2 separate regions of the Homo sapiens genome follow, and region 2 is linked to region 1. The links are chromatin loops, found by intact Hi-C in ENCODE. Cell type or tissue: heart left ventricle. All regions are shown on one strand. Each heading gives the region's core, and the rest is flanking DNA. Links, peaks and the distances in the headings are about the cores only. Region 1 overlaps TGFBR2 (transforming growth factor beta receptor 2). Region 2 overlaps TGFBR2 (transforming growth factor beta receptor 2).

Region 1 (16,372 bases), core at 1-8,000:
GGGTTCATGCCTGAGCATCTATAGATTTTAGCATCTGCATAGTTTTTGTAGATACGATATTGTTAATTTTTATTTCAGGGATGCAAGTGCATGCTCGTTCAGCCTTCCCTGCCTCTGGCCATCTGTTCGTCATCCCCTGCTCTTCCTTCAAACTTCAGCTTAAATGTCACTGCTTAAGAGAGGCCTAGAAAAACTTGGAAAACTGTCTTATTTTATACATTTTCATAGCACCTTATACTTTTCCTAGGTAACAATTCAGTACAACTTAAACTAAATGAACTATGACTCTACCTCTTGATTTCACATCTGTCTTTCCCTACTCTTGCCATCCCCCACGGACAGGGAACTCCATGCTGGAAGGTACCATGTCTTCTTCACTACTGTAAACTGCACTTAGCACACAGCAGGTCCTCAATATTGCCAAATAAAAAGACAAACCATTTACTGAGTGTTATCTAAGCTCAGGACATTGGGAACATGAAAAAAAATGACACAGCTTCTGCCTTCAAAAAATCTGCATGTATGACATCTGGTAAAAACACAGAGCGTGCCACAGTTTGCACCAAAATCTTTGCTCTTTTTCAAACTCCAACTTGTTCTGCTCTGATCAGCATTCAGGCTACCCTGGGCCCATGGGTGACAGGGAGAGGAGTCCATGGAAAGGATCTCTTTGGACAGTTATCTTACATCCACCCAACATTCCTCTTTTCAGTGTGCATACGAATTGTAGTTTCATGGAACTGAAATATTTAATAGCAACAATGGAAACATGGCCGCAAAGGTAAAACAAGTTAAAAATGGAAATGCTGCAGTTTTTTGACTTGGAATTCTGAAGCAGGCCCCTGTGGGCTGACAAGGAGAGTCCTTAGCACCAGATATCTAACTATAATATCTTGTGCCTCAAACTTTGTTTCATGTGCTGGCCTTGTTGGCTCTGGTGAAATAGTTTTCCTTTTTGGAAGAAGGACATGAATAGAAACAGACAGTGGACAGGAGAGAGCAAAAGGCAGCTCTAGTTCACTGGGAGCTTGTGCTGGGCTGCTTTCATTGGGCAAACATGCAGAATTCTATTGCTTTATGTGTCATCCATCTGCCCTCCAAAGTACCCATTAATGAGCAGGCCTCATGCTCAGATCCTAGAATCATTCATTAAATATATCACTACTGAGTGTCTATGATGGGCATGGCACTGCCCTCAGAGAGTACCCAGTAGAGGACTTAGGGCATATATACAAGTAAGCAATATATGGCATCTGGGATAGGGGCTAAATGTACAATGTAATCTATATATTAGTGGAATGTGGAAAAGCTTAGAGAAACATGGAAGGCACAGTAGCAAAAAACTGCCTTTAAGTTGGTCTCTGAAGAATGGGAAAAGTCAGTGATGAGTGGAAAGAGTGCTATGTTAAGGAGAAAGAATATATGATCTACTTAAGGAAGAGCAATTATCCCATACTGACCACTCTGCACCTGCGGAATAGAAAGGAAAAAAATGGGTAGGTGGTATGGAACCAAACTCCGTGTCAGAAAAGGATCTTTTGATTATTCATTTGTCAGTTTTCACCTACAGTAGGTGTTTAAAGAGAAAAAAAAAAGTGATGAGAATATAGTCCAGGTAGAATGAGGATATAACCAAATTCTCTCAAGGGGAACCCATTACCTAAATGATACTGATAAAGGAGTTAAGAAGAAATTACTTGGGCAGATAGTAAGGGTATGGAAGTCCTCGGTAAGGTGTTTCTTTTTAATGAAAAGCAGCCCCAAATCATTTTCTAACAAAGAGCAGCCTGTAAAGTTGAGCTTCAGACATAGACAGGCAAGCTGGGAGCTTGCACGGGTGAATGCCAGCAGGAACTAAGGACATGTTCAAGATGGCAGCTCCATCTTCCCTTCTCTTTGTCAGCCATGTGTACAACAAAGAACAGACCAGATGGTGCTGATCAACTGGAAAGCCCATTTGCATAATAAGATTAGGGTGGGGTGACCAGTCTTCCCCATGCACTATGTAAACGTCATACCTGATTGAACCAATCTGTGAGCCCTATGTAAATCAGACACCGCCTCTTCAAACGGGACTATAAAATCCAGCACATTCACCACTGGCCCGTCCTTTCCGCTTGGAGACTCCTTTCTCTACAGAGAGAATTGTTTCTCTTTCTCTTCTCTTCTGCCTATTAAACCTCCACTCCTAAACTCCTCATGTGTGTTCATATCCTAAATTTTCCTGGCTCATGATGATGAACCCCAGGTTATATACCCCAGTCTACATAGCTACTTCAGCATCTGATACTTTCTTTTTTTTTTCTCGAGATGGAGTCTTGCTCTGTTACCCAGGCAGCAGTGCAATGGCACGATCTCTGCTCACTGCAACCTTGCCTCCTGGGTTCAAGCCATTCTCCTGCCTTAGCCTCTATGCCCAGCTTTTTTTTTTTTTTTTTTTTTTTTTTTTTTTGTATTTTTAGTGGAGACGGGGTTTCACCATGTTGGCCAGGCTGGTCTTGAACTCCTGACCTTGTGATCTGCCCGCCTTGGCCTCCAAAAGTGCTGGGATTACAGGCGTGAGCCACTGCGCTTGGCCCAGCATCTGAAACTTTCATCTAACGAAACAGTGAGAAATGAAGCTGGTACATATCCATTTTTAAGGTTTATGTGTAATATGATTACTTGTTCTTAAGGTAAGTCTGAGTGGAAATGCCAACTTCCACTGACTATATATTCTAGATGAAAATCTTGGGTCTAGTAACCAGAGAAGTAACCCCAAGATATCAGAATTCCAGCAACCAAGAGGGAAAAAAAAAATCACCATTTTTTGGAAAGATATATGAATGCATTTTAAAAGTATAGGGAAAGTGAGAAAATTTGGTGATTGATCCTTAAAAACATAAATTCTTACACTGGGAGGCTTGGATTGGGACAAAGAACAGGCAAGAGTAGGGCAGAAATGGGGTGGGACAAAGCAATTACAGAATGATTGAATGCAAAAGAAAAAAAAGATGCTCTTGTGGAGATGTATGGACTGTCCCTGTTGTACAGCAAACAAAATTAAGGGGGCAGATGAACACAACACAAATTCAAACACAACAGCCGATCCAGCAGTCGGCATTTCCACTTAGGCTTACCACTTCCACAATGCTCCCTGCCTGAAACTCCACCTCTATTATATGTGGTATCCAATGAATGTGTTTGCTTGAAGTACCCACTTGTCTCCGGTCTCTGTGTCTGTAACTACATGGAATGTCTTATAATCAGAAATCCACTTGATTATCTGATTGCTTCTCTCCTGACAAAGCAGGGTAGTGGCCAGGTCTGTTTTGATCATCATGATATACACAGCACCTGGGGCAGAATGGGGCAATTTATGGTATTCAACAAACGTTTGTTTTAGAAGCTGAATGATTACTTACGTGGAATGATACTTCTCAAATTTTTTATATTTTACAGCAAGGTTTGACAAACTATGGCTCAGAAGTCCATGGCCTGCTTTTGTATAGTCCTATGACCTAAGAATGATTTCCATCCCCATTTTTAAAGAGTTGTTTAAAAAACAATAAAACTAAGAGGTTCATGCAACAGAGATCTTATCTGGCCCAGAAAGCCTAAAATATTTACTATCTGGCCCTTCACAGAAAAACTTTGCTGACCCCTGTTCTAGAGGTGTTATTTTAATAACCTCATTGGCAGAATCTGGAGAGACTTCACTTTGGCCAAATGTGAATATGTAGTCAATTTTTTTTCACATATGAGAAATACAATTTGAAAAAATTTAAATATTAACTGCATAATTACTTAGCTTTGTCCTTAATTCACTAAAACGTCCAGATGAAATGTTGATTCATCATGGATAATTTTATTTTACAATTCCTAAATATCTATAAAAACAGTCGTATTTGCTAATTTCAATTCCTTTTTAGCCTAAAGGAAACACAAAAACAGAAATCCCCTTAAGTTTATGTGTGGCACTGACTGAAGAAGATTCTAGAAATCCCCAGTTCAATGTCAGAAACCAAAGTTTTACTTTCTCCTAAAATTTCCTGTTATTTCTTTAGAAGACTTACACTTAAAAAATTTGAGGGGGAGGAATTCTTGAATAACATCTGTCAATCTTGAAACTTCAAAGAGGTGGTGAAAAACTCTAACAATAGCAACCAGGGCTGGAAGGAAGCTTTGGGATGTGGCTTTATCTAAACAGGAGCCACCCACACCCTCTGGCAGTATTAACCCTTGGGTTGCTACTAGAAAACCCAACAGCTGTTGGTGTAGGTACAAGCCAGCATCTCCTTTAGTCGAAGACCAACAGGAAATGCTTCTTTTCATCAGCCGCCAGTTACAGAGAAACTCATAAACTGAACACTTACTAAGTTCCTGGCTGTGTGCTAAGGATTTTATAGAATATTTAAATTTAATTGATAGAAAAACCCTATGAGGTAGAAACTGCTATTATTATAAACCCCATTTTACAGATAGGGAAGCTAAAGATCAGACAGTTTAAGTAATTTTCCCAGATGATAAATTTAGGCAACAGCAAAGCTGGTATTTACAATGAGCATTGCCTGATTGGAGAGACTTCTGATCTCAACCCCATACCTGATCTCTAAACTTCATATTGGTGAGAGCCAACTAAGAATGGCAATGACCTTAGGCTGGGTGTGGTGGCTCACACCTGAAATCCTAGCACTTTGGCGGGAGAATCACTTGAGCCTAGGAGTTTGAGACTAGCCTGGGCAACATAGTGAGACTGTCTCTACACAAACTTAAAAAAAAAAAAAATTAGCCAGACACTGTGGTGCTTCCTGTAGTCCCAGCTATTACGGTGGCTGAGGCAGGAGGATTACTTTACTTGAGGCAGGAGTTCAAGGCGGCAGCACACTATGATCCTGCCACTGCATTCCAGCCTGGGTAACAGAGCAAGACCCTGTGTTTGTGCGGGCGGGGATGGGGGGGTAGGGGTTGCGGGGGAGGGGAAGAATGACTTTATATAAGCTCCCAATTTGATAAAGTGTTTTTCTTTAGTGTAGCCTGGACTAAGTGATTTTACAGCCATCCACCGACTGACATTGGCAATTCTTGTATAATGTGTCTAAAGGAGTATATTTTGGGTATGGGGATTATATTCCTTTGTTCTGAACTAAGAACCACAGTTTAGTAGTGTCTCTGTAAATATGCATCTTTTTCCTGCCAGGAAATAAAAAGTTTTATGTGAAGGAGAACCCCCAAATCTTTTTCTTTTCTCAGAGCCTATTCTCATGGCCTAGATCTTAGCAGAGCTCAAAACATAATTGTTGCACTATTGGGACCTTCCATGAATAGTAATAACATTGAACCAGATATAGCTCTGAAGGGCATTAAAAATAAGGGTGGAATTTATCCAAGGCCCATAAAAAAATGAGGCTATAATAGTAAACATTTTTAGCCTGGGTTCCATAAATAGAGTTCAGTGGGTCTGTGAATTTGAATGGGCAAAAATTGCATCTTTTTTTATTTTCTCTAACCTTTAATTAAAAATTAATATTTCCTAGTATCAGCTGTACCTATGAGTTTGTTGTTGCAGACGTCTCAGCATGTGACTTACGCTCACCATTTAGACATTTCAATTGTTTAGATCTGCTGCTATTGTTATTTAAAGCATTATTATAGAAACATATATTACTATAACACAAATTCATTTTTAAAATATTTGGTCATTGTATTTCAATGTAATTGGTTTTCTTTGAAATACTCCATGTTCTATTTTATGCATTTAAAAAACATCACAGTGAGAAGGGGTCCACAGGCTTCCCTACTTCAAGAAGTCCATGGCACAGACACACAAAAAGGGAAGCTCCCTTGGCAGAGTGAAGGCATTTGGGCTCTAGTCTCTTTTCCAGGACTTGCTAGAGCAGGAATTTTGAGATTGATGGGTTTCTCTAGGAAGTTGGTAACTAGTGCCAATGGGAGATCTGCCTGGCTTGATTTGTTGTGCTGCACATGGACAACTGTGGATGCTGTCGGAGCTTCTGTGGAGTGGGAAGGGAGCTCCGCAGTGTAGAATTTGAGGAGAAGCCCTCCTTTGAAATCTTGTAACAATAAGAAAGATAACTCATATACGATGTGCTTTGTTGGGTTAGGCACCGGACAATTTATTTTGTAAACATGATCTACTTTATTTCTCCAATAACCCTATGTATGAGTTAGATTCTCTTACCCCCGTTTTACAGAGGAGGATACTGAACCTTGGTTGCTTCTACAACATTTTTGTCTACTTAGTAAATAAGTATTCTTGTTAAGTAAAAGTTGTTCCTAGTAAGTACTCAATAAATGAATGCTGTCCTTTTAATGTTATAATTAACATGACTTGAGACAGGAAGTTCTTCCTTCCCCTCAGCTATCTCTCTTTAGCACAGTTTCCTTCTTTGGATCTCAGCCAGTTGCATATATACTCTCGCTTTAGGTGAACATGCTGGCATGTGAACATCCTTGCGGCTAGAGCTTCACTGCCAACTTCACAAGAATCTCTCTTGGCATCTGAGGCTCATTAGTGCACTAATACACCAAGGTGTGCGAAAAACTGTCATCCACGTCCCTTTCTATTGCTCGGATAAATTAGTATCCCACTAAATGTTCACCCTAAACTCCTTTACCGAGTGGAGGAATTGCCAAACTACTTCAAATATTAAAGTAGGAGCCTATCTCCCAAATTCAGCTATGTTGATTTGCTTTTTATCAAGACACATTAACTGATCCACATAGGATTTTATTTACCAAGTTGGCCTTAATTTAATGCTTTTATTTTTTTAACCAAGTGACTTTTATTTAAAATAGTGGATTAGGGAGGTTCAGTTTTAAGTTCCTTTTAGGAACTGGTGTCGGCATAACAAAGGACATAAAAGAGGCTGAGAGCAACGTGTGTGTGCGCGCACGCGCGTGTGCATGTGTGTGCGCACATGCATACTCAAGTTATAAGACAAATTGTTTACTTTTCAATCACTCCAAAGGAAAGTATACCACAGGATTTCCCCTTGAGGTTTTCTGCCAGTTTGTATTTTTTTTTATGGCATACTAACATTTATCTTTGGAAGACAGAAAAAAAAAGAATTTGACATTTGTCTTTAAAAAAATATTTATGTAACAAGACTCTGACATTTGCAAATGGCTCCTTATTTGCAACTAAGTCTGGCCTCTATGAGTGACAGAAGTGACTGGAAATTTTCAGAATTATTAAATGGATCTCACAGTTCATTGTTAAGGAGATAGCTTGGTGGTATGGAAAGAACAAAAGCTTTGAAGCCACTCAGATGATTAAAAAAAAATGGGGGGAAGATATGGTGCCTCACACCTGTAATCCCAGCACTTCGTGAGGCTGAGGTGGGAGGATCACTTGAGCCCAGGAGTTTGACACCAGCCTGGGCAATATATTGAGACCCTGTCTGTATAAAAAAAAAAAAAAATTAGCTGGATGTGGTGGTGTGGGCATGTAATCTGAGCTACTTAAAAGGCTGAGGCAGGAGGATCACGAGCCCAGAAGTTCAAGACTGCAGTGAGCTATAATGGTGCCACTGCATTTTAGCCTGGGCAACAGAACGAGAACATCTCCCCCTGCCCCCCCAACTCCCCCCCCCAAAAAAGTTAGCCCTCTCTTCCTCTTTCCTTTCTCCTAAGGGTATTTAAAATAATATACTTGGCCCAAGAGCACAGTATGGCCCTCAAAACTAGAGAAATTACTCTGATTTCTCTCTTGTGAAAAAGAATTCATTCCAAAATAAAACACAGATACAGAAAAGTGCATAAAACAAGTGTCTGGCTTAGTGAATTACTATAAGATCAACACTCTTGTAACCACTGGTCAGGTCAGAAAATATAATTTTGCTGGCCACCCCAGAAGTCTGTTCATGTTCCCCAACTCAATCGGAGATCCCTCCCTTCCTCTAAAAAGTAATCACTATTCCTGGCTTTTATAGTTATCATTTTCTTGAGCTTTTAAACTTGTTTTATCATCCAAGTATGCATCTGTAGTCGTCTTGCTACTAATATGACTGAATACAAATGGCAAACCTTGCTTTTTTGCAGAATTACTGTTTTAAAAAAACTTCCTACAATAAAAACACCAGAATCTTTAAAAAATGTTTAATCTGAATTAATCAAATCATCAGACAAATCTACAAAGTGCCTTTATAAAGTACATGAAATGGTCTGACCTATTCAAATCAAAGTCAATGTCATGAAAACCAAAAAAACACACTGTAGAGGCAAAACAATCAATTTTAATGTGTTGTCCTTGACTGGATTCCGAATTTAAACAATAGACCCATTAACCTTGAAGAAATCTGAATATGGACTGTACTGTATATATATTTAGATGTATATATGTGAATGTATCTGTGTCTTAGTATCTGTATACACACACACACACACAGAAAGAGAGTGAAAGCTAAGCACTCACATATATGCTTCATATTGCAGAGTTCAAAGATCTTGCCATCATTTTCTGTACCTTTAAAAATTTTGTTGGCATGTTACATAAAGAATAACTTGTCACCTCGTTATTCTAAGTGTGCCCGCAGACCAGCAGTCATCAGCATCCCCTGGGAACTTACTGGAAATGCAGAGTCTTAGCGCTGTCCTCAACTAACTGAATCAGAATCTACATTTAAAAGTTCTCTCAGTGATTCATTTACACATTCAAGTTTCAGAGGTAAATTTTATTCTTGCTAAACAGTTTAGCAAAAATAAAGTTAAGTTCTTTGGTACTCTGCCATAGAGATGCTTTCCTCCTACAAAAAATTTCTTAGTGGAATTGTTTGCAAAGCTCTGGTACAGCTGTATTCAGCACTAGCCAATGAGAAAATGGCCCATGATAATTTTCTAGTCAATTAACTGGTGGAGGAGTGTAGAATGAGATATGCTTCCCCATCCATCATCCTAGTAAAAAGCACACCAATTTAGGCAAACAATAAAAAGTCATTTCAATTAAACAACAAAAGGACAGTAAGCTCACTAGCAATGAAGGATTTAATTTAACTTCTAGCTATTGATAGCACTGTTTGACATTCTGGATATATTTTGAGAGTATTTTTTCCTCAAATGATGAAAGAAGTCTTCTCTCCAATCAATGTGGTTGTTTTATTCCAACTGCACATATTTCAGAACAAAGCTATTCGCCACCTCTCCTATCCCATGGCACAGTCTCCTTTGTATTATTTCCTTCTTATCTCTCTCCCAGATGGAAAAGCCTTGCATGTATTCTAATCCAGTATGATAATCTCTTTCTAGAATACCCATGAGAGGTAGAGGTGAAACCTCTGCCTGAAAATGTTATGGTAGAAGGACATCATTCCTTTGTTATCATTCCATAATCAAATCACAATATTTCTAACTGCAGATATATTGGGATAAAGTCTAAATATTGGGATATGTTTAAAATTATTCTTTACATTAAGTCAAATGTAGCCTCTGTGTGCTTCTATTATTGGTCCTTCTGCTGTTCTCTAAAGCAAAAAGTAACAAAATGAATCCGTTTTCTATGGGATGAGAACTATTAAACTCCTGCTGGATATGAAACTCACAACCCCTAGATCATTTCATTTTCAGGTTGAACAGCCATGTTTTCCTCGGTTACTTTTCAAGAGATACATTGATGAGACTCTAAAGTCTGACAGATTTATCAGACCCTAAAATCAGCCTGCCCAGCATATAGCGCCCAATAAATGCCAGGACCTTTTTTCTAAGGGTAAAGTGATCTGTTCTCTGAAACCACGCTTGCTATTTAAGATTCTTCATCATGTGTTTTGATAGACACAGATATAATACTTGGAATATAACTTGTGTAGCAAAGATTACAGCAGGACTCTCACCTCCTCTTCCACCAAGTGGAGTTTAAGGCTCCTGATGGTTTGTTCTTTCTGTTTTGTTTTGATTCTTTCAGCCAGATCATCCTGATTTCAAAATGACCTTAACTCACCTCTAAACCCTGGGGTCTTCATCACATGAGCAGATTCCCAGCCAGTGTTTTGACAAGTGCTCCTTTGCAATCGATTGTTTGAACCTATATGTCTGATTTTACATCTACCTGTCAAGTTTTAGAAAATTGGTCATTTCAGGCCATTAAAACCCTGATTCAGCCTTTGCTCTTTTAGGCATCCCTTCCACTGTGCTTTTCACCCTTTATGTTCCTCCTTAGGATATAGATTCCTGCTACTTCTCTTGCTCTGACTTTAAAAGGAGGGCAACCAACATTAGGAGGGTGCCTACAAGGTACCAGGCTTTGTCCAGGAAATGATGACACATCTGTCCTCCCACAAAGAGAGTTTCACACCTGATATATGTTCTTTGGAACAAGATTTTTTTTCATTTTCTTTTCTGTGTTATTGCAGTTTTCTGACTACTAAAAGCTTAGGTTTTGTTAGGATCCCCACACCTGCCCTGATTCTTTAATTCTTTTTCTGGCTGGCTGTCTGAATTACACCTTGTACTCTGTCTAGGGGCCCTCATGTTCTCAGGAAACCTGAAAGCAAGGTACATTTCTTAAGTTATTTCAGGATGCTCTCCAACAGGGAGACCAGATCGCTTTGGAAAAGCATATTCATTATTCACAATACCTGTTAGGTCACCAGAATACATCCTCTCTCTCTCCCTGGCTTTCCAGGTGAACCACAGGCTTCTGCAATTCCTTCCCACCTGAGTTTCTCACCTCCTAAAATCATGCACACAGCCTCCCTGGTCCCTGCCTTGTCTCTGCCAAGGCAGTAGCACCCAAACCTTGCCATCCAACCTTTTGGACACATTAAGGTTTAAAATGTGCTTTCCTTTAACGTATAATTTAATCAGTTTTAAAAGCTAAGATGCCTATTCCCAATGAGGCCGTTGACCTTGTTCCAAAGCAATTGCTTGTAAATTGTTGTAGAAAACAAAATAATATCCCCTCTTAAAGTGTCTTGCTATTCCTCCAAGGATGGGGTAAAACAGGTGTTGGTTTTTCTCCTCCTCTAACCTTCGAAGGCATAATTTTGGCTCCTTCCTGTGGTAGCTGCCATTCTTTAATTGTTACCGTCCCTTTCCAGGCTACAGGGGGAACGTGACGAAAAATATAAAAAGATTTGGCAGAACAAACTGTCTTGAGTCCAGTGGTTCCCAATGTGGGCTGCATATTAAAATATCTTGAAGAATTAAAAAATAATTCCTGATACCAGGCCCCAGACCAATTAAGTCAGAAACTGCAGGAGTAAGACCCAGTTAATGAGTAGTTTTTAAAGCTACTCAGGTGTTTCCAATGTGCAGCCAAGCCTAAGCATAACTACATCAGCCTGGTGGAAGAAACAGGTATTTCGAATAGGATGGGGCCTGGAAAATGAAAGACATGGGAATAATTTTAATGACTACATTTCAGAGAAATTGTTCTTGACATTGGAACCAACTATATCCTCTAATTAGGCAACAAAAGGCATATATATGTATATTTTTAAAAGTAGATAAGCAAATATAAATTATTTCTCTAAAAGTTAACATGTTTTTAAAAAAAAGCATAATTTGTAATGGCAAAATTGATATTTTCCACAACAGGTAACATGCAGGAGCGATTTAGAATACAAAAGGACTTTCCAAAGGCAAGTCATCCAGATGTCCAAATGGTGGTGAATACAGCCTCTGGAGTATACGTGGGTGGAAATAAAAGTCAATTTCACAGTGGTTAGCCACCTCCCTGAGCCTTTTTTTTCCCCTGGTGGGACACTGAGACACTCGCAAAGCAGCAAAAGGTCTCAGTGGACCCTTCTTGCCATTACTCATGGGTGTGGAGTTTATGGAACACATGGAGGCCGCAGTGGGAGAGACCTGAGGCTGCAGAGGAACCACCCGAACCTTGCTACAGCACCAGCAGTATGGGTCCGACTGCTTTCTTGGCCACTCATATCCAGTGGATGGAATTTGAGACAGCCTGTGTCCATACTAGATTCCACTCTGCTGATTCATACCAGAATGAGGTTCTAGAGTACAAATATTCACAACCAGAAAGCACATCTGGCCTCAGTGCAGCTTTGTTTACTTTGCTACTTAGGAAAAAAAAAAATCTTGAAAAGCGAGTTGCTTTTGCCTTAATTCAGTTCAAATACATTCTAAGCTTCCTTCAACTGAGTCACAGTGTCCTCTATCATGCAAAATCTTTATTATTTCCTTGGCCAGACATAGGGCCATATTGATGAATTCCAAGTGTGCTTTCTAACCAAGGCTGGTTCACAACAAAAAGCTGCTTCAGCTCTGAGTCATCACCTCAAATAACTGATTTCTCTTCTCAGGAATGAGACTAGCAACTTTAATCCATAATTTTCTTCCTCTTCTAACAACTTTTCTCAACCATATTTCCACACTTATTTTTTCTTCTGCATTTAGACCAGAAAGTAAATCTGGTTTGTTTCTTTTGAAACAAAAATGCACAGCTGGAAAGCCAGCTATTTTGAGGCGTGAGTGCACAGTTCCAAGGCAGCATACCTAAAATCCCCCAGAGCTACCAAAACACCATTTACTCTTTTCATTTCTTACATGCAAGAACTAATCATTTCCCCAAGAAGCCAGCTCCCTGGTGTTGGAGCTGAACAAACATAAAATGAGATTTGGGAGAAAGAGGGCAGCATTTCTAAGACTTCCCTTACTCGGAAAACAACGGAAGTCAACAAAATGCTCAATGCATGCGATCAGTACACAGAGTGGGTTTGCTGGATGGTGTAAAGCAACGACATTAAGGACACAATGGGTCCAGAGGGAACCAGCTGGCTGAGATGTTCTGCTAGCAAGTTAAACATAGACAGGAAACCGCGTGTCTGATACTGTAAAAAAATAATTTGTCTTCCTGCCAGAGATAGGCTAGCAAACCAAAAAGGCTGTTTTCACTTAAAAGAAATGCTACAACAATGAGAGAGGAAGGAATGAAACTTTGTGGCTACAAGAAGTCTTCTTCTCTGCCCCTCTCTCAACATCTCAGGTTAGAGGGCACACATCACCACACTAAATGCTAAAGCCTGCACATAGCTTGCGAGTCAGCAACGTGCACCACTGGGCATACATCTTATGGTCTGCTTCCCTATTTAACCACATAGATTGAACTTTGAGTCAGAAGTGGTTACTCAAGTCCTGGTTTCTAAGCTAGCAAGATATAATTGATTTATTTACTTACAGTCCTATCCCATTCCCAAAAACAACAACAACGACAACAACAAAAAACACAGTGAAAGAAGATACAGTCAAGACAGGAGCTATAATTATGACAAATGGAATATAAATGTGAGAAAACAGGGTAAAAACTGGTAAGCAAGAGTGATATTAGTATGCTAAATGTGTAGGTACATATTTGCTAGAAGCATGATTCAGATTTGACTCTAAGCTTTTCTGGTAGTTAGCATTTGAGAGAGAAACACAAAAACCATGAATATCTCTATCAGGGGTTGGCCTGAGCCCTGTTTTTGTAAATGAAGTTGTACTGGAACACAGCCACGTCCAATCACTTACACACTGTCTGTGGCTGCTACCACAGAAGAGTTGAGTAGCTGTGACAGAGACTCTGCCCTGCAAAGCTGAAAATATTTACTATCTTGCCTGTTATCAAAGAAGTTTGCAGACCCCTGCTCGGTATGCTTCAAAGTGTCCTTAAGATCAGAGGCAAACAGGTCGTCATGAGGAGAACACCTTTCTAAAACAGAGAGCCAAAATAAATGTCTCCTGGCTTCCTCATGAAGATAACAATACAATGCAGTGAACAGCATCCTCCACATTCTTTACAGTAAACATACCACTTTGATTCACAGGACTCCTTATAATGGGGAGCACCTCAATAGGACTCAGGTGGAGGAATTTGCAGGGAAGAGGAGAATACATGACGTTGGTACAAATCTCCTCACTCATCCAGCTAAAGGCAAAGATAAGAAATTTGAATCTAGTGGAACAGTAATAACTATTTACAGTCAAAATTCATTAAGTGCTCACTCTGTGCCAGGTGCCGTGCCAAGTTCTCTACATAAATAAATACATTTATCCTCAAAATAATCCTATTAAAAGTATTCATTATTTCTACTCCCATTTTTCAGAGAGGTAAACAAGTAGTTACCCCAAGAACCAAGAGCTTACACACGGCTGAGCTGGGATCTGAACACAGGCAATCAGCAGGGAAGCCATGCTCTCAGCCCTGCCCTCTGTTGTCTTCCCAACAGATGAGCATCTTACTGGCCATCGTTTATACACATCATTTCTCACGGACATGGAAACAGTGTCAGCCTGAGGTTGTGCCTCTTGCCAAGGACATGCTCAGTGATGGGTCTGGGCTGCCGTTTGGCAAACAGAACAGGTAGCCTCTTATGTAAGTTGTGCAGCCTCCCATGGGTTAAGACTGATAAAAAAGCAAACACACCACCACCACGGGAATGTGGAAGGGTAAGGGTATTCCTTCTATAAGAGACAAGATTATCTGGTTCTTCTATGATTCTCCTACGGACAAAAAGTGAGGAACAAACTATGAGATCTTGGAAAATCCCAGCTCCTCTCTGGAGACCCACTTTTTTGTCATTAAAATGAGAAGTCTGGAGGAGCCAATTCACGGGTTTCACTTCATCATAAAAATGTAATGAGTCTATGAAACAAGACAACACACCTGAAAGTAGTTAGCACAGGTGCACACATTCAGAGTAGGCTGCAATCCAAGGCAGCGATCATCACTATAGTTGTTCTATGAGTTCCCACAGCCTAGGCCATGGGCTTGCCACCACCTTGCCTACATTTCAATTGGAAAAGGGGTGGGACCCTGGTCCTGCAAACAAACTACTGAAAGTCTAGGACTTGGGTCCAATGCTATCCCTTTCCTATATGGCCCCAGTGCCTCTCATTTTCTAGAATAAGCAGTTCAGTTCTAAGTTAGCAGGAAAAGCAAGATGGCCAAGATCCAGTCATTTGGGAGCTGGAAGTGGTCCAGCAGCATGCCTCCCTTCATCCTCCTTGGCTTACCATCTTGTTTTCCACGTACCCACCTTCAGCAGACAATCTTAGCAAACAACCCAAGAATGAACTGATTCAGGCCAACTCTTCTTAGAACCACACTATTACTCTCCAGGGCTTTCCAAGGCCACCAAACATCTCCTTCATTGATCCAGTTCAAAACAGTATCTTGTACAATGCATCTTGAAAACATTCGCAAATGTCTTCTTGTTTTGGGAAATATTAAGGGATAGTCCCACAGATAAACTAATACAAATACAATAAACTAACATGAACATGATCACAGAAACAAAAGAAATGCTTACTGAAAAGGTGTCTGATTTTCTCCACATTAAGATCCACACCAGAACAACATTTGTGGAGTATATTTAAAAAATAAACTATTGTCACTGCTGAAAAAGACCCACATGCCACTGGAGAGCTCTGTTACACAAGCTGACTGAGTAAAGTATATTTAGTTCATTTCCAAATGACCAGGCTTTAGACCAAATTTATTCCTCATGGGCCCATTAGCTCAGGGAGTTACCAGCATGAAGTTAATAAGACCTCCATCTCTGGTTCCATCCCTACCTGGTGAGTTCACACCAGTGCTTCTCACACTTCAGTGTGCAAACAAATCACTGAAGGCCTTGTTACAGGCAGATGCTAATGCAATAGGCCCCAGAGGACCCAAGGTTGTGCAGTTCTAATAAGCTCCCGGGTGATCCTGCTGCTGCTGGTCTAGACACTTTCAGTAGCAACGGTTTATACCGTTCAGAAGAGGTATGTGTCTTGGTGTAGAGTGTTCTCGTTAATCAGGGGAAGAAGAAGTAAGAAAGGATGCACCTACTGTGTGCCAGCCACTGTGCTGGGCGCTCCCAAGCATCATCTCCTTAAATCCCACAACAACCCACAGGTACCATTTATCAGCACTACTTGGCCAATAATGGCGCAGTCATTCAAAGAGAAGGCCTTGTGGCCCAAAGCAAGCTTTCCATGGAAAAAATGAAGAGGGAATGAATCCCTTTGGCAAGTACAGAACTGCGATTACCCTAATCACTTATGTGAAAGGCACTTGTGGGTTGTTTCAGTTTTATTTAGCTGCTTCCTGCTGTGATTCTGAGTCAAAACAGGAACAACGTGTCTAATTTGTAATATTATCCAACAATGACAGGGATGTGGTTAGCTTTGATTAGAAATTCTAGACTCAGCATGCTCCCCTTGCCTCTGTGAAGGCATGTGGAGAAAAAGAGAAACTGGATGAAACAGGGATTAAAGCAAAGTGAGCCCCTCCAAAACCTTGTGGTGTGATATGTAGGTATCCAAATGCTCAGTTTATGCACCACAGTCAGCACTCAACTACAAAACTTCAGTGTTAGAACAGACCGAAGGCTACACAGGCCTGGTTTCCTGCATTCAGACAAGCACAAGTCACCAGCCCTCTATA
Region 2 (16,570 bases), core at 7,940-15,939, 51 kb after region 1:
TCCAGTCAAAGCCCACACAAGCCTAAAGAAAGGAAATTAACATTTTAGAGAAAAAAAAAAAAAAAAAAAAAAAAACCCACAGGCTTTTTCAAAGGCTTTTTTTTTTTTTTGGAGGATTTAAGTCACAGCATGCCAAATAAAGGTGAGTTTCTAGGAGAATACAGCACAGAGGTGACCAAGGTGGGTGAAATTTATTCACAGGGGAAAATCCAAATGCCTTCAGGGAAACCACTTTTGCAGGGTTCTTCTGATAAATACTGAACCCAATTAAAAGCATCCCTTCAGGGCAAGTTTTCTCCTAGGAGATTTCTATTGGCCGCTTTAACTTCCCTTTCCCCAGAATTTCCAGGAGAAGTTTGTAACGGTTTATAATCCCTACCACTCCATGCTCATAGACTTTAAGCATATTTTTCTCCCACAAGGCAGTACTATTTTTATAATCCTTTTAAGATTAAAACTAAAAACACAGATGATTAAAAAAAAAAAAAAAAGGCCTGGCTGCATCCTCCTACAATAAAGTATTATAATTGCAGTGCACTACTAAGTAGTATTTCCACAAACATTAGACTATCTGGTTTCCAGGACAAAGAAACAGCCTATAATTCCAAAGCACAGGAATGGAAAAGTACAAGTAATTTAATCTGTCCCACTGTGATTATAGGTGCTAAGAAATTACCTGAACGGACCTCTTTGGGACTTGAGAAGAATGGGGACTTTAATGATGCTCCATAACTGCCCTATTCATTATGATACCCAAGAGCCACCTGTGGCTATTTAAATTCAAGTTAACTGAAATAAAAATATATCTATATTTGAAATTCAGTTCCTTATTTGCACCTGCTACGTTTCAAGCCACATGTATCATCTAAGATGGTCTCAGACCCACTGTTCAATAGAACTTCCTGCAAAGGTGAAAATATCTTATACCAGTGCTGTCCTTAAACCTTAACACAGCCCAGGTATAAGATATTTTCATCTCTGCAGAAAGTTCTATTGAACAGTGGATCTAAGACCATCTTAGAGAGATAATTACATAATTTTTCCCAATTTCATAATAGAGATTATGAAGTAACAGCCTCCAAAATACAGGGTTTTTAGGCTACTGGCTACCTTCTACACTCAGGTGAACTTTTTGTAGTGGTTTACACATGTGTACCAATTGCCCTCATCTCCCCAGTTTCAAGTACATTAAAATGGCATTAGATGTAATAAAATACATGCCACTGAGACTCAGCTCAATTGAAACTTGAGTTTCTTCAGAATTCCAAACGATGGTGCATCTCTTTCTGAAACCTGAAGTGGGGACTTGTCAGGAAAATGTCTATGAGGGAGGCCTAGGAAAAAGAAGGCATTTTCCAAAATTAATAAATTTATTTCCTTGTTTTTTGTCACACCTTATTCCAGAGGTGTCTCTAGGCTACTGTGTGCGGAACGAGGTCTGGACAGAACCTAATGATAAATTGGGGGATACTGAAAGTCCTGGCACTCTAAGGAGCTTCCCCACACATCTTTAGATTTTTATTTCCCATGTGGGAAAAAAAGAAAGGGATTTCCTATCTTCCCATCACAAACTCCTGGCTTTGCAGTGGTTTTATTACGTCATTCCCCTACTTACAATCTGCCAGTGACTCAGAGAATTTAGCCCAAACTGGCACTTAAGGCTCCCATAATCTGATTACCTTTCTGCTGAATAACTCCTTTTATCAGAAACCCTTTGACCTGATAATTGCTGGCTTTCCTACCACCAAAATTTCTACCTCCCTACCAGATCTATCAGGTGGATTTTAAGGTCAAGAAGAGCATGCCCAAGGCAGCCTGCTCAGCCCCTGGAAGGAGTTCAGTGCCTTCACTGTTGGCTGTGAGGTTTACGTGATGGAGGGAAGAGACTCCAAGAATGGTGTCTGAAAGGATGCCTGGTGTCTGATGCTGCCCCTCAGGAGTGGTCCAAGGTGGTTCAAATACTGCCTGCTTTGGCCATGGCTGACAGAGCTGAAGAACTGCCTCTATATGGTGTGTGGACACACACCCCAGGCAGCCACTTGCCGGCTTCCCTCTGTTTCCTTGAAGGAAGTGGAGTAGCATGGCCCTGGGGCTAACAAGTGAACAATAGTGCCTGCCTTAAATCATACCCAGCCTTTCAGACCCAGGTCAAGTGTTTTCTCTTTTGGAAAATCATCCATTCCCCCCACTACCAGCCCCACCAAGAGTACTCTGCCTCCTCCGGTTTTGGTTTTTAACCATCTTTACTGTGAGGTATGCTTTTAGATAGGCCTGTATTTGCTCTGTTCTGCAGATGAGTTTCCAAAACCTTCTAAAACCTTGCTCATATTTGTTATGCTGGATTTAAAGTCAACAGATGGGAGTTTTCAACCCAGTAAATGGAATTTCTTTGCTGTGGGAAATCAAGTACTTTGACCTCTCTGGTGAAATTCTTCATTTGTAACCTCACTGGGTTAGGCTAGATTAGTGTTTCTCAACATGGTTCCACATCGGAATCATCTGGGGATCTTTTAAAACAATAATGATGCCAAAGTCCTACCCCAGGGCAATGAGTCAGAACTTCTAGGTGCTTGGCTCAGGCTTTGGAATTCTTTTAGAAGTTCGCAGGTGATCCTAACGTGCAGCCAGGGTTAGAAAAATAAACTGAGTTCAGGAAGGGACTTATGCTACATGGACTGGAGAATTCAATAGGAAAAAATGTAGTAGTTAGAGATGGGGCATGGTAGTACTGGACAGAGGCAGTCAGGCCCATAGGTGTTGCTTCTCATCTTTGCCTTGAGCTGTAACTAGAAAAACTGCAAACTGCATTATAACCAGAACATTATTATATACATATACATGTACAATCAAGCCCAACCCAATTAATTTTCTCATATGACTCAAACTCTAGTACCATTTGGAGATGAGGCAGGAATCATAAACATAATTGGCTGCAGGGCATTTAGTTGCCATTGTATAAATTCTTCCTGAAAAATAATTTTAGATTAATTTTTAAGTGTGGATTTTACAATTTCCTATCTTTTTAAAGGGTGGGAATCCTTTGCCAATTCCCAAGAGGACAATAAGCTTAAAGGAAGATAATGTCTGAAAGATCTGAGGACCAAGTTTCCTGAGAAAGCTGTATTTCTAAAGTTTTGACCCTACAAGGCAACATTAAAAGTAAGTTCAAGGAAACAAATGTGAGAAAGCATATCTCCCTTTAGATAACCTAGCAAAGAAGTTAAGAAGGGAAATAGTTCCTTAGATCAGAATTAACAGTTGTGGATAGCCTTCCCTTCAGAAAATTGCAATGCTAAACAGACGTTACACAAGCAATATATCCCTGCAACTTAATTTCTCTTCCTAGGATCTTTAATATTTTTCTTTTTTTATTCCATTAAACAAATATATATTGAGCATCACCTATCCACCAGATCTGAAGAAACACTATTTTTAATATGTTCAAAATTTGAGTCTTTTCTTGATACAATAACATCTGCCTTAACAGGAATCAGTATGTAAAAATTACAGTTTTTAAAGAATTATATAAAAGGTATTATTCCAGAAGACTTGCTATGGAATCCCTTTTAAAAAGGGCGTTCAGAAAAAGGTAACACTGAAATTTATTACAGTTTGAAGAAAATCACTCCAATTATAAATCCATGAACCCAGTCATTGTTTAATGAAGCTCATCTTTGCTGGAAAATCCCCACTGAGAACAAAGCATCACAATGATCCACACAGTCCTAATCAAGCCCACTGGAAAAATCACCCTGAAGAACACTGGTGGAAAACAGAAAGAAGTCCACACCACAGTGTGAGAGCTAATTTAATGTGTTCTTCAAGAAAAATTAAATAAAACAATATGACTCAATTTTTCTTTTATGTTGCAAGAAAAATAACATTTATATAAAGCTAGTAGTAGAAAAGCAGAAGTATAGCTTAGCTTTCTATGATGGCAAGTGAAATAGTTTCTGCTAATCAAAGTGATTCTTTTTTTTTTTTCCTTTGAGACGGAGTCTTGCTCTGTCGCCAGGCTGGAGTGCAGTGGCACGATCTCAGCTCACTGCAACCTCCGCCTCCCAGGTTCAAGTGATTCCCTTGCCTCAGCCTCCCGAATAGCTGGGACTAGAGGCACGTGCCACCACGCCCAGTTAATTTTTGTATTTTTAGTAGAGACGGGGTTTCACCATGTTGGCCAGGATGGTCTCAATCTCTTAACCTCGTGATCTGCCCTCCTCGGCCTCCCAAAGATCCGGGATTACAGGTGTGAGCCACCGTGCCTGGCCATCAAAGTGATTCTTAGCCATTTTCTTTGAAAATGTCAGTCATAGAGGTAGGCTCTGTTGCTCTTCAATGTATACCTTCTTTTATATAAAAGCAATTTGACTAAATATTAGATGTCTGTGTGAGTCGTGTTCTGCTACTCAAAACACTTCTTGTTCTGTTCTTCTCTATATTTTGTTTATTTGTTTGTTTTTTGAGATGGAATCTTGGTCTGTTGCCCAGGCTGGAGTGCAATGGCATGATCTCGGCTCACTGCAACCTCCACCTCCTGGGTTCAAGCGATTCTCCTGCCTCAGCCTCCCGAGTAGCTGTGATTACAGGCGCCCGCCACCATGCCCAGCTAATTTTTGTATTTTTTAGTAGAGATAGGGTTTCACCATGTTGGTCAGGCTGGTCTTGAACTCTTGACCTCAGGTGATCCACCTACCTTGGCCTCACAAAGTGCTGGGATTACAGGCATGAGCCACAGCGCCCAACCTCTTCTCTGTATGTTTATTCAGACATTCATGTTTAAGAATTTCTGAGAAAGGAAGCCAAAGATAATAATACCTGACCTCTATGTCTATATGATGAAGAAGTGCACTTCCTATGTAAAGATGCCCGTATTCCTGATTAGGTTAAGCAACTTGAAGTTCTAGTGAGGGGCAAAACTACAGGACTGCAGAAACTGGCATAGCCTTTTACACATGGCAGCATTTGTCTACTGATAATGGTGACACAACCTCCAAGAGGGCAGACCACACGGTGTATTAAAGAGAAGCTGTCCCCATAAGAAAAGGGGAAAAGTAAAATGACTCATTACATAGTTTGAAATCTCTTATGATGGGTGGACAAAACCCTCAAAGAAGAAATTCTCCAGTCTTAAATTGGGCTTTTAATGTTCGAGGCAAGAACAAGTCTCCTGATGAGTACACTGCCATCGCCTCTTTAACAATTTAGCTATGAAAATATGAAAATACGAGGAGACTATAGATTTTTATCTTAGATTTACTTACAAATTAAGCAGTGAGGGAGCATGACTAAAAATAGAAAAATGATGAAAAGATTAATTAATGATACTTTACTATGTCTCAGTGGATGGGCAGTCCTATTACAGCTGGGGCAGATGATTTCATCTTTCTGGGCCTCCATTTCCACATCTGTAAAACAGGATAATTATATCCATCTCAGAGAGCTGTTTTTAAAATTACAGATGACAGGAAAGTGAAACTGTTTTGAAAATAATGAAGCTTTCTATTACTGTGAGATTATTAAAAGATTATTATAACTAGACATGGTCAATATGTTTTCTTCAAAGTTATCAGACTAGACATTTTTCCCTCTGGTGATCTTTCACCCATATGTCTCAATCATACTGAAATTATTCAAATCACTTCTTTTTTCTGTTTTCCTGGTACTAGTTTCTCTTTTTCTTTTTCTTTTTCCTTTCTCTTTTTTTTTTTTTTTTTTTTTTTTTTTGAGACAAAGTCTCGCTCTGTTGCCCAGGCTGGAGTGCAGTGGTGCGATATCGGATCACTGCAACCACTGTCTCCTGGGTTCAAGTGATTCTCCTGGCTCAGCTTCCTGAGTAGCTGGGATTATAGGCGTGTCCCACCACTCCTAGCTAATTTTTGTATTTTTAGTAAAGACAGGGTTTCACCATGTTGGTCAGGCTGGTCTCAAACTCCTGACCTCGTGATCCGCCTGCCTCGGCCTCCCAAAGTGCTGGGATTACAGGCCTGAGCCATTGCACTGGCTGGTACTAGTTTTCTATCTGCCTGAAGAAGTACGCAAATGACTATTTTCATGACTTTTTTTTTTGCCTTTAATATTATTTAACAGCTATTTTAACAATGAAAGACATTTTACATATTCTCAAAAGGTATGTACCAAAGAAGGGTGTGGGCAGAAATGTTCACAAAATCAGGACCTTTCATTGCATCTTGGTGACCACCAATAAAGTACACAGAAACCCATAGTGAACTGAGGTCTAAGTGGCTGCTATCAACCAACACAATCTTGAACTGCTGAGTCTGATCATTTCATTTTCTTAAAACTTCAGGACAGTTCAATTTAGAGAGCACAAGAGTGAAGTTAGCCTCCCTGGTCATCTAAAGCAACATGGGAAGGTAATTTAAGAAAAGTGACACCATATCAATCACTTTCCCAAGCTTTTCAGGGGCTCACTCCAAAGACTTTCTTGATGATAAATTTTATTAAAGTGCTGATCATAATCAAAACAGTACATTGTATCAGAGGTCAAGCATTGTTTTTCACTTCCCTTCCCAGAACTTATTAAAGATGTACCTCTGAAGAAAGACATAAGGAAGAACAAAATTGTTTTGACTCACAGAAAATGGCTTACACAGACATCTAATACTTAGTCAAGTTGCTTATATATATGAAATAAGTTATACCTTGGGAGTAACAAAGCCAATAGGCTTGGCTCATAGGGGGCTAACTACGGCTGCAGCAGTTATTCAAGAAGTTAACATATTCTCTCCTGTCCCCTGAAGACACCACAGGCATCTCAGTAATAAACTGATAACAACCAATACTCAAGAGTTTGTGAAAATGCTTTGTAAAGTGCTGAATAATGTAAGTGATTATCTACTTACCACAAACGTCCTCACCAACATCATCATTAAAATCTTGAAAGATAAGTGCTTTTCAGTAGTTTTGAGAGTGAACCAATGACATGCTAAATTAAAAGCATTATATTTCAACCATTTCCAATAAGTGCCACAGAATATTAAGACTTAAGAATATTAAAATTCTGGTCAGGTGCAGTGGCCCATGCCTGTAATCCCAGCACTTTGGGAAGCCGAGGAGGGTGGATTGCCTGAGGTCAGAAGTTCAAGAGCAGCATGGCCAACATGGCAAAACCCTGTCTCTACTAAAAATACAAAAATTAGCCAGGTGTGGTAGTGGGCACCTACAATCCCAGCTACTCGGGAGGCTGAGGCAGGAGAATAACTTGAACCCAGGAGGCAGAGGTTGCAGTGAGCTGAGGTCGTGCCATTGTACTCCAGCCTGGGTGAGAAGAACAAAACTCTGTCTCAAAAAAAAAAAAAAAAAAAGAATATTAAAATTCTTATTTCATCTCCTTTTCCTCTATAGATAGAGCAGGTAGGGCACTACCAGTCCAAATCTATGTAATGTGATGTCAGTGGTAGCTCCAGAATTCCCATAGAGGAGTGGCTACATGGGTGATGATCTGGCTGAAAGGGAGGCAGGCAACACAGCTGGAAGCTGTGCTTGCACAAGAGAACACTACTTGTGGTACCTAGACTGCATGTTTATTCAGGATGGATGGGGACTATGGTGGACGAGAAGGCTGAAGGCCAAATTCAAGACCATCCTTAGAAACCCACTCCTATTAAGCACCCAGGTAAGAAAGGCCTCATATTTAAGTCTCCTTAGCATGTATCATTTTAACAGGGCTTTCCAAAAAGTACAACCAGGGGTCACCTTTGCAATATGGGATTATTTACCCTCAGGTAGGTAGAAGAGTATCTTCAGGCACTCTTCATTGCACCAAGACCCCTTCAGCCATCCCTATTCCAGCAATCCCAATGACTGAAATCATCTATGACTCATAAAGAGAAAAGGCAGGAGTGACAAAAAATTGTCCTGCGTGAGATGGTGTGATTTACTTTATGACTTTGCCTGGTCTCTATAGTCATAATGCATTGAGCCTTCTGCAAAAGATTCACACATGAGAGAATAAATGAATCAAAGGCAGAGCCAGTGATGGATGGAAAATTAACCTTAACACCCACACACCACAGCTCCCCAAAATTCACAGAAACTAAAGACTGCAGACAGAGCAAGTCTCCACTGTAAAGAACAATTTACACAAAGCAGATCATACGAGATTTTCCATAAGCCTATGGTTCTGTCAAACAATACTACAGGTGGCTTTAAGCCATTGACATTTACACTTGGTGGTGAAAAGCCATCTGGGAGAAAAAAAAATAGCACTCCCCGCCTTGGATCTAAAAGCAAGTTTCCTCGGCCTTTAAAAGCAATGAATTCCAAACAGCAACAAACAAAACACATAAACAGAATTAGTGAGAATCTGTGCTAAGAGCTATGGCAAAATCAGACAGAAGTTTCTCCCTCAAAGAGTTTTCATTCTAGTAAGAGTTTTGTTTTGTTTTGTTTGTTTTGAGACAGAGTCTCACTCTGTCGCCTAGGCTGGAGTGCAGTGGCGCGATCTCGGCTCACTGCAAACTCCGCCTCCCAGGTTCACGCCATTCTCCTGCCTCAGCCTCCCGAGTAGCTGGGACTACAGGCACCCGCCACCACGCCCAGCTAATTTTTTGTACTTTTAGTAGAGACAGGGTTTCATCGTGTTAGCGAGGATGGTCTCGATCTCCTGACTTCGTGATCCGCCCGCCTCGGCCTCCCAAAGTGCTGGGATTACAGGCATAAGCCACCACGCCTGGCTAGTAAAATAGTTTAAAACACACAGAGACAGCACAGGTAGCTTGGCAAACAAGGTCATATGAATGAGAATGCAAGGCTTGTCGGAGAGGCTATGGGCAGGAAAAGGAATCACAGTGGGATGGATAATCAAGGAAGGCCCACTAGAAAAAGTAACATTTAGACCAGGCGTTATTTCAAAGGGTGGAGCCGTTGTAGGGCACAAATAGAGAATGGTAAAACTTGGGGGGAGGTGGTGGAGAATGGTCACAAGCTAGGAAATTTGTAAGCAAAAAGGATGTGTGAGGCAGCTGGGTTCAAGTGGAACCAGGGCATGAGGGATGTGAAGGGTGGAATAGATGATGGGCAAGAGGTTTGGCTTCATCTGTGCACGTAGTCATCAAACTGGTCCTGTGTCCCATCAGCACAAGGCACTCTCTTAGGAGCCAAGGGACACTGAGGCAGCCCCCATGCTCAAAGAGAAAGGGAAGGCCATGTGATGATCTAGGATTCATAAAATCCATGGAAGGCTTTCTAACAGAGGCCAGCTATTCAAAATGCCATCTGGGGGGAGATTTAACTGAGGGCAATGCCTGTGTTATTGACAGAGAAAGAACAAAGGGTGTCCATAAGCAGAGACCAATTAGGTGATTTTTACAGATGACAAATATAAGAGTTCAGGTTTGTGTTACGGTAGCATAATTCAAGGGCAAAAATAAAACCAAATGGTTATAGATTTTGCGTAACTTTTCTGATGGATAACTTAAGATTTGATGCAACAGGAATCACCATGAGATATGAGTTGCAATGGAAAGTTTTTATGTTTTTTTTTCTTGCCAAGTATAGTTCAGATGTCAAAGGCAAAGAAAAAAAAGTCAGAAAATAAAATTATTTGGAAACATCAGAAACTGCTTGTAAGGACTGGTTATTGTGGCTACTGTTAATTAAGAGCATTAATAACTGACAGGGACCCATAATTCTGGAAGACAAAAGTAACTAAGTCACAAAAAGCTGCCTTATGATATTAAAATAAAGGAGCAAATCAATGAAAAAGCCTACAGTGGCACTCTCAGAAAAGTCTAAAACAAATGTTGAGCAATTCAAGAGAAATTTATTGGGTCTTCACTGAGCATCAGACAAATAAGTTCCTCAAGACAAAAGAGGATTAAAAAATGTTGAAGAGTAAAACCACTTCCTGAAAACCTGTCATCGAATCATTAATTTATTGGGTACCTACTTTGTATAGAGCAGAGTGCTACCTATTTTAAGAAATGCTGTGGTATAATAGCTCCAGAATGAATTAGGGCCTACATATGTCAAGGCAATCTGTGAGTAAATGCCTAATGAGGTAAACATGATTAATGCAGTGAGTTCGATATAGAAATGGGTCCTTGGGGCCGGACACGATGGCTCGTGCCTGTAATCCCAGCACTTTGGGAGGCCGAGGCGGGCGGATCACGAGGTCAGGAGTTTGAGACCAGCCTGACCAACATGGTGAAACCGTGTCTCTACTAAAAATACAACAACAACAAAATTAGTCAAGTGTGTTGGTGCACACCTGTAATCCCAGCTACTCAGGAGGCTGAAGCAGGAGAATCGCTTGAACCCAGGAGGCAGAGGTTGCAGCGAGCCGAGATTGCGCCACTGTACACCAGCCTGGGCAACAGAGCGAGATTCCATCTCAAAAAAAAAAAAAAAACAAGAAAGAAAAAAGAAATGGGTCCTTGGGTTCTACAGTTCACCATGGTCAAGGGATGGACAATCAGTGGACAAAAGACTCATGAAGGATGACTGGGGAAACAGACTGGTTAAAAACTGACTCATTTAGTTGACTTGCTACCAGTGCCTTCTGTCTTCTGCTAGCTTTAGTTAAAACGGCTTAGGAAGAGTCAAAAGACTCTCATAAAACTAAGCCAACTCTTCCTTGAATTCTCCTCTTCTTTATTGACAGAAACAAGCCTGATGTGATCCACTAAAACCACTGCAGATCATTTGGCTACTCTTTGGAACATGCTTTAATGCTATTACAGCAGTGTTTTTCAAACTGCTATGTGTACAGGAATCACCTGGGGACCTTGTGAAAGTGTACATTCTGTTGCAGTAGGTCTGGGGAGAGGACCCACAATCCTCATTTCCAATAAATTCTCAGTGATGCCAGACCTCCTGTAAGCGGCAAGGTATTAGAACATCTTCAGTTGCTGTTATCAGAAGATGATAGGAAACCATCATTTTCGGGGTCAGAATGCTGGAGCTCAAGCTTTGGGCCTTGATGCATATAATAACTCATAAAATGTAATATTCAGGAAGGAATGAGGCTCCTAAAGAAGTGAGAAAGTAGAATGAACAAAGGCCTAAGAGAATAGAAATGTATTCTAACAATATAAATTATAAAAATAAAAGTAAGAGTGCCCAGGGGTATTGAGATTGTTAGATTATTTTATAATGATATAACTTAAGGGATTCCAAAATAATGAACATAAAATGTTATTATTAGATTTTTTTCCTTTTCACATACTTGAAGGACAAATTATATCATATTGTCTTTTTTTCTTCCCCAATACTATGAGCGTTAGAGAATGAGACGCAAATCCGATATGTAGTAACAAGGTAGTCACTCACAGCAAAAGTTGAAAGATTCCTAGTCTACGCTAACAAGTGTCTGCAAACTCTACAGAAATGCAATTAGAGGTTGCGGCAGCTACTCCCCTGCCTAAAACAGCAGTCTGAAAACTGCCAATCTGTTGCAAATTCTGTCTTTTCTGAGAATATTTTAAGAAAAGTGGTAGAGAAATATTTGAAAGGCAACAGAACACTAATTATATCTAGACAAGTTTCCTTTTTTTTTTTTCCCAAAAAATATGAAAGTTCCTTTAGGCTTTACATCTCCTAGGCATAGCAAAGCATTTCATAACTTTCTACCTTAGGAAAAATTTTCACAGACATTTTAACCAATTCAGAGGAAGGGGAGAATGAAAATACCATAATTAACCAAAGAGGAATAATATTACCACCAAAACCAAGTAAGCCTTTTATTTAGGAAGGAGTGAGCTCTAGCTGAAGTAAACATGCTATTTAGTCAGGATGTATGCTCAGACACCTGTAGTCGGAAATTTTCAAAATAGCTATGGTTTTTTTTCTTCTCTTTTTTTAATAGTAGTCATCTCCAATGAACACCAGTGGAAGTCTGTGGTATTTCTCAGTTCTGACCTGTCATGACTTTTGTTAGTTTTCTATTTTGATTAGCTAAAGATTTTCTAACTCAACTTCAATGATTTATTCTACTAACAAAATAGTACAGGGATAACAAAGAATGAAATGTTTCAGAAGAGAAAATACTGGAAATCTTATTTAGTCCAATTCTTGTCACTGTATAGAAGGAAAATGAGCCCCAGTGGGAAGAAAGACAGCCTGGTCACCCAGACACCTAGATTCCTGGTACAACATACCTTAGTCTTTACCAGCTGTCTCCTAGGTAGAGTCCTTCTAATCTCAAACTAAGGGTCAGAGCTAGGTTATCTTTCATCCAAGATGAAGGTTTGTGATAATTACATCTTTGCAACTTCTTTTCTACTTGGCATGGGGCTCTAAAGTAGGAAAATGATGAAGGGTTTAGCTAAACCTGGAGGAAAAATATTTTGGTTTTGTGAAATAACAATGCAGATTTCAGTCTCTGTTTGCAATGGGGGGAAGGAGGAAGAGGCATTTTTTAACATTTATTTTCTAAACCAACAAACAAATCCTACCATTAGTCAAAGACTCAGGTCTTTGGAATCTGAAGCTTGTAAATTTCAGGGGCACTCTTTAAGAAGAAGAATACAAAATTAAGAATAAAGTGAATATAAAATTAAGAATAAAGTGAATATTTATTTAGAATTAAAATGGCATACAGGCCGGGTGCAGTGGCTTACACCTGTAATCCTAACACTTTGGGAGGCAGAGGTGGACAGGTTCCTCTGAGCCCCAGTGTTCAAGACCAGACTTGGTACATAGTAAGACACCATCTCTACAAAAATTAAAAAACAACAAAAAACAAAAAACTGGCCGGTCTTGGTGGTGCATGCCTTTAGTCCGAGCTACTCTAGAGGACTGCTTGAACCTAGGACTCCAAGGCTGCAGTGAGTTATGATTATGCAACTGCTTTCCAGACTGAGTGACAGAATGAGATCTCATCTCTGGAAAAAAAATTTTAAATAGTATCATACAAACAACAAATTTTTAAAAGCTATAAATACTACAAATATGAAGTGTTTAAAAAACAAATATTTTTATTAACTGATTGCCATACCTCTGAAATAATTCTCCTATATTTTTTGGTTGCACACTCTTTGATCATCTCTTCCAATAACATTTTGCAATATTCTCTATTGAGAGAATAGAAAAATAATTCAGTCTTCCCTTTAGAAATGTAGATCAGAATTTGTAATTTATTCTTGAATAATTTGGAAAAGTTCCTTTCAGCTTCATAATTCATTACAGGTAATGTCATATAAATTTTTTGGATTGACTTCAAATTTGGAAAACTTTTATCAGGTTTCTTTTATATGTGAGCTGTAAGATTCAGGGCACTGCAAGATTTCGTAGTATTTGACTTGATGACACTTGTTAACCACATTGCCAGGGCCTCTCCTAGAGCCAGGAGATGGACCTATACCAGGGTATAGGTAGCCTTGAAGGTTAAGTTCAAGCACTTCACAGTAAATCCACCTGAGCCTGGCATTTATATCCTCAACATATTTGATGCATCTGTGAAGTCTCCCAGTCCTTTCAAATAAAGTGCCTGTTTTACTCAGAATACCTAAACTTCCTGATGGCATAATTGTTCCATGATTCAGCCAAGACTGTATCACTTGAGGTATACACTTCATTTTTCCATTGAGATCACAAGACAGGCATGATGTTTGACTACCTGGTGTATAAACCGAGTGTTATTTTATTACACTAAGAAAATGCAATGGGATAATATATGAAGAATGCTAAAACACTAGAAAAATGTTGGATATTATTATTTCTCTTAACCTCTAGTCTTCCAACACCCATGCTATAATGGACAAGTAGTTTATGTCAATTAAGGCAGACTAGTCTCAGTACAGTATAACAATTAGGAATCTAGATCCCCAAACCAGACCATCTTGGTTCCAACCCCAGCCTAATCATTTTCTAACTAGGTGGACTTAGGCAAATTTATTGACTCTGGAGGATTTATAATAAGCATAATATAACCTACCTTCTAAAGTTGTTTTGAGGGTTAATACACCTGAAGTACTCAGCATGATCCGTGCAGTAGCAAGACCTCAATAAGTGGTAGCTACTATGATTATTGGGAAATTAGTCCATGAAGTCTCTTGAGAAAAGCTACAGGGGAAATAAGCCCAATTTCATTTCCCTATGTAGAAAAGTTTGCAGGATTTGGGCGTGACAGGTAGTCATCCACAAAGCAGCAGTGTTATCGCCCCATAGGAAATGAAGACTTCGTAATGATTTATACTTTAATAAAGAGCTGCTGCAGCATATACTGAAAATATGCACCCAACCCATATCTTCTTTCAAAGGCATTCATGTTGGTTCAACCAAATCCCTAGTTCTCTAAAATGAAGTTTTGACAATCTTATATCTTCTAAAGCACTGAGAAGCCTTTTTCCTTGTTTTCTTTAAAGAGGCTTGAGAAGAACCAAGCCTTTTTTTGGTTCAAATAAAATATTTACAATAGGAGGAAAAAACATTCAGATAAACTTCACCTTGCCCGCCTGGTGGTCTCTCAATACACAGAAGAAATGCAACTAGGGCACTAGGAAATCTAAAAAAAAAAAAAAAAAAAGGAAAGAAAAAAAGTATAGAGCTAAAGTTCACTTCAGGACAACGCAAACTAAGAAAAACTACATTTCCCAAAGGAAATAGAGCACTATGTCTACAAAGTAACTCATTTTTTCTTTAATGTTCAATGTTGTCTATTCCAGGGAAAAAATGGTACAATTAACCAAAACTTATTTCTACCCAACATCTCTGCAAAGGAATGTTGCTGCTGCAGATCCACCCCCAACATGGGAAGGCCCAAGGCAAGTGAGCAAATAGAGGCCCATGTACCATAAGTCAAAACATTTAAAGTTACAAATCAAGCTAGCAAACTGCTCAATAAAATAGGTGTTATCCTTCTACCTAGACTGACAAATATATCTTTTCAATGTCTTGGAAGACCAGGTACAACTTTAGAACTCCTACAATGTTCATAGTCCTTCCACAGAAATGGGTGGTTTAAAGAGAGACATCATCCTGAGCCCTGGTAATCAATTTGCCTTCCTCCCCCCTGCCTGCTCCATCCTACATCAAGAGGGGCCTTGTGATATGTGGACACCCAAGCTCGCTCTCTGTCTCTCTCTCTCTTTCTCTCTCTCTCTCTCTCTCTCTCTCACATACAGACACACACACACACAGAGCTATCCCTTAAACAACCCTCGTGCAGAGATTGCACAACCAGTAGCAATGACAGCCTTCAGGAAGATGGCTTCAAGGATCCATGCAAACTGCAGATACCAGTTCAGGGCCTTCTGGACAGCGAATGTGGGTTCCCACATAACCAAATCATGGTCTAAAAATGAAAAGAGAGTAAGACTGGAAGGCCCAAAAGTCACCTCACCCCATAGGCATGGCTCTGACCAGAGAAGAATGACAGCAGAGTACCATCTAAGGCCCAGGACAGAGGCCAGTTGTGTTCATATACTAGGTCTATATTTTAGTTGTAGAGCTGAAAAAAATTGGAGGAAAATATTCCCTCAGAAAAGAGAAGAAAAAAAAAAAAAAAAAAGAGCTGCATGTCTTGACCTTTCCCAGATAGAATCTCCCCAGTCATAGGTACGGGCCCTGAAGCTAAATCTCATCTAATAATGATAGCTTCAAACCTACAAACAAAACACAGATGCTAGGGAACCCTTAAGAGTCTAAGCAGGAGGCCATAAGTAGACTAAACTGACTACACCCAAGAGGATAGTTGCTACTTGTTGGGTGCTAAGACCTAGAAAGCTGACTGTGGCAAGTAAAAGGCAGAAGTACTCCTGATGTAATGGGTGAGGAAGAGAATCTTAACCTCCTATAAGTTTTCAAATTGTCCCCTTCAAAAGTCAAACTGTCCCCTTCTTCTTTGTTATGTTGGATAAAGTCGGCTCTTCTTGCCCTCATCAGCAGTTGTACACGATTGTACACAAATGATTGTCCTACACACTCAAAATTTGGGGTTTACAATACACATCTTTGCAAATGGGGTATGTCCAACTGCTATAAGTGGCCAAACCACAGGTCACCCACCATGAGTCCTACCACTAAGACACCATTGTCAAACTGTGGGCTGTAGAGTTTCCTTATGCAAAGAAACTCTGCCTTATCTTGATTTTCTGTGGTACAAATGTAGTCAGGAAGGAGGCAGATAATGCAAGCAAACCAAATCAATTAAATCAGGAGCACTGAACTGATGACATTAGATGGTAAGCTTCCCCTCTCTCAAATCTGATATCCATTCACCCCTCTTCAGCCTCCCTCCCAACACACGCATACACACATAGAGACCACACGAAAGAACCTAGCAGCATGCAAGCACAAGAAGCTTGGGCCACACACTCATACATGCACCCAGGCAAAACTCCAGAGAGACCCTGAGCAGGATCCATCTTTCCATCCATAAAATAAAGATAATAAAACTTATCTTGGAGATTTCTTCCTAGGATTAAATGAGATACATAATATCAAGTGGCTGTCTCAGGGTAGGTTCTCAAATGTTAATTGTCTTTCTCTTCCTTCTCCCTGAGATGAGACAATTTGCCTGTCCAGCATTCCAAACCCTTTGGCATGCCAAGCAAAGAAGTATGAGTCATTATCTTGCCTCAGTCACAAGCAACAAGTACCTGTGGAG

Evidence for each region. Hi-C counts contacts between places; a loop is a spot of excess contacts. Peaks named below come from ENCODE experiments on the same cell type or tissue, not always from the same donor. Only the 100,000 strongest peaks of a DNase experiment are listed, where the experiment ranks them.
Region 2: a loop joins it to region 1, with 2.3 times the contacts of the local background. A loop is called at or near these places in 32 of 110 quality-filtered maps.

Annotation. Positions count from the first base shown.
Region 1 is chr3:30,655,202-30,671,573 of GRCh38, reverse strand. All of the region lies in intron 3 of TGFBR2 (transforming growth factor beta receptor 2), which reads right to left. Among named protein-coding and RNA genes, the nearest start is that of TGFBR2, 57 kb to the right of the region's middle. In heart left ventricle, for the core only: no CTCF peak of the experiment used is centred there; no DNase peak of the experiment used is centred there; H3K27ac peaks cover 253 bases.
Region 2 is chr3:30,612,034-30,628,603 of GRCh38, reverse strand. The region is part of intron 1 of TGFBR2 (transforming growth factor beta receptor 2); the gene reads right to left. It also overlaps the pseudogene KLHL25P1. Among named protein-coding and RNA genes, the nearest start is that of TGFBR2, 14 kb to the right of the region's middle. In heart left ventricle, for the core only: no CTCF peak of the experiment used is centred there; no DNase peak of the experiment used is centred there; H3K27ac peaks cover 2,179 bases.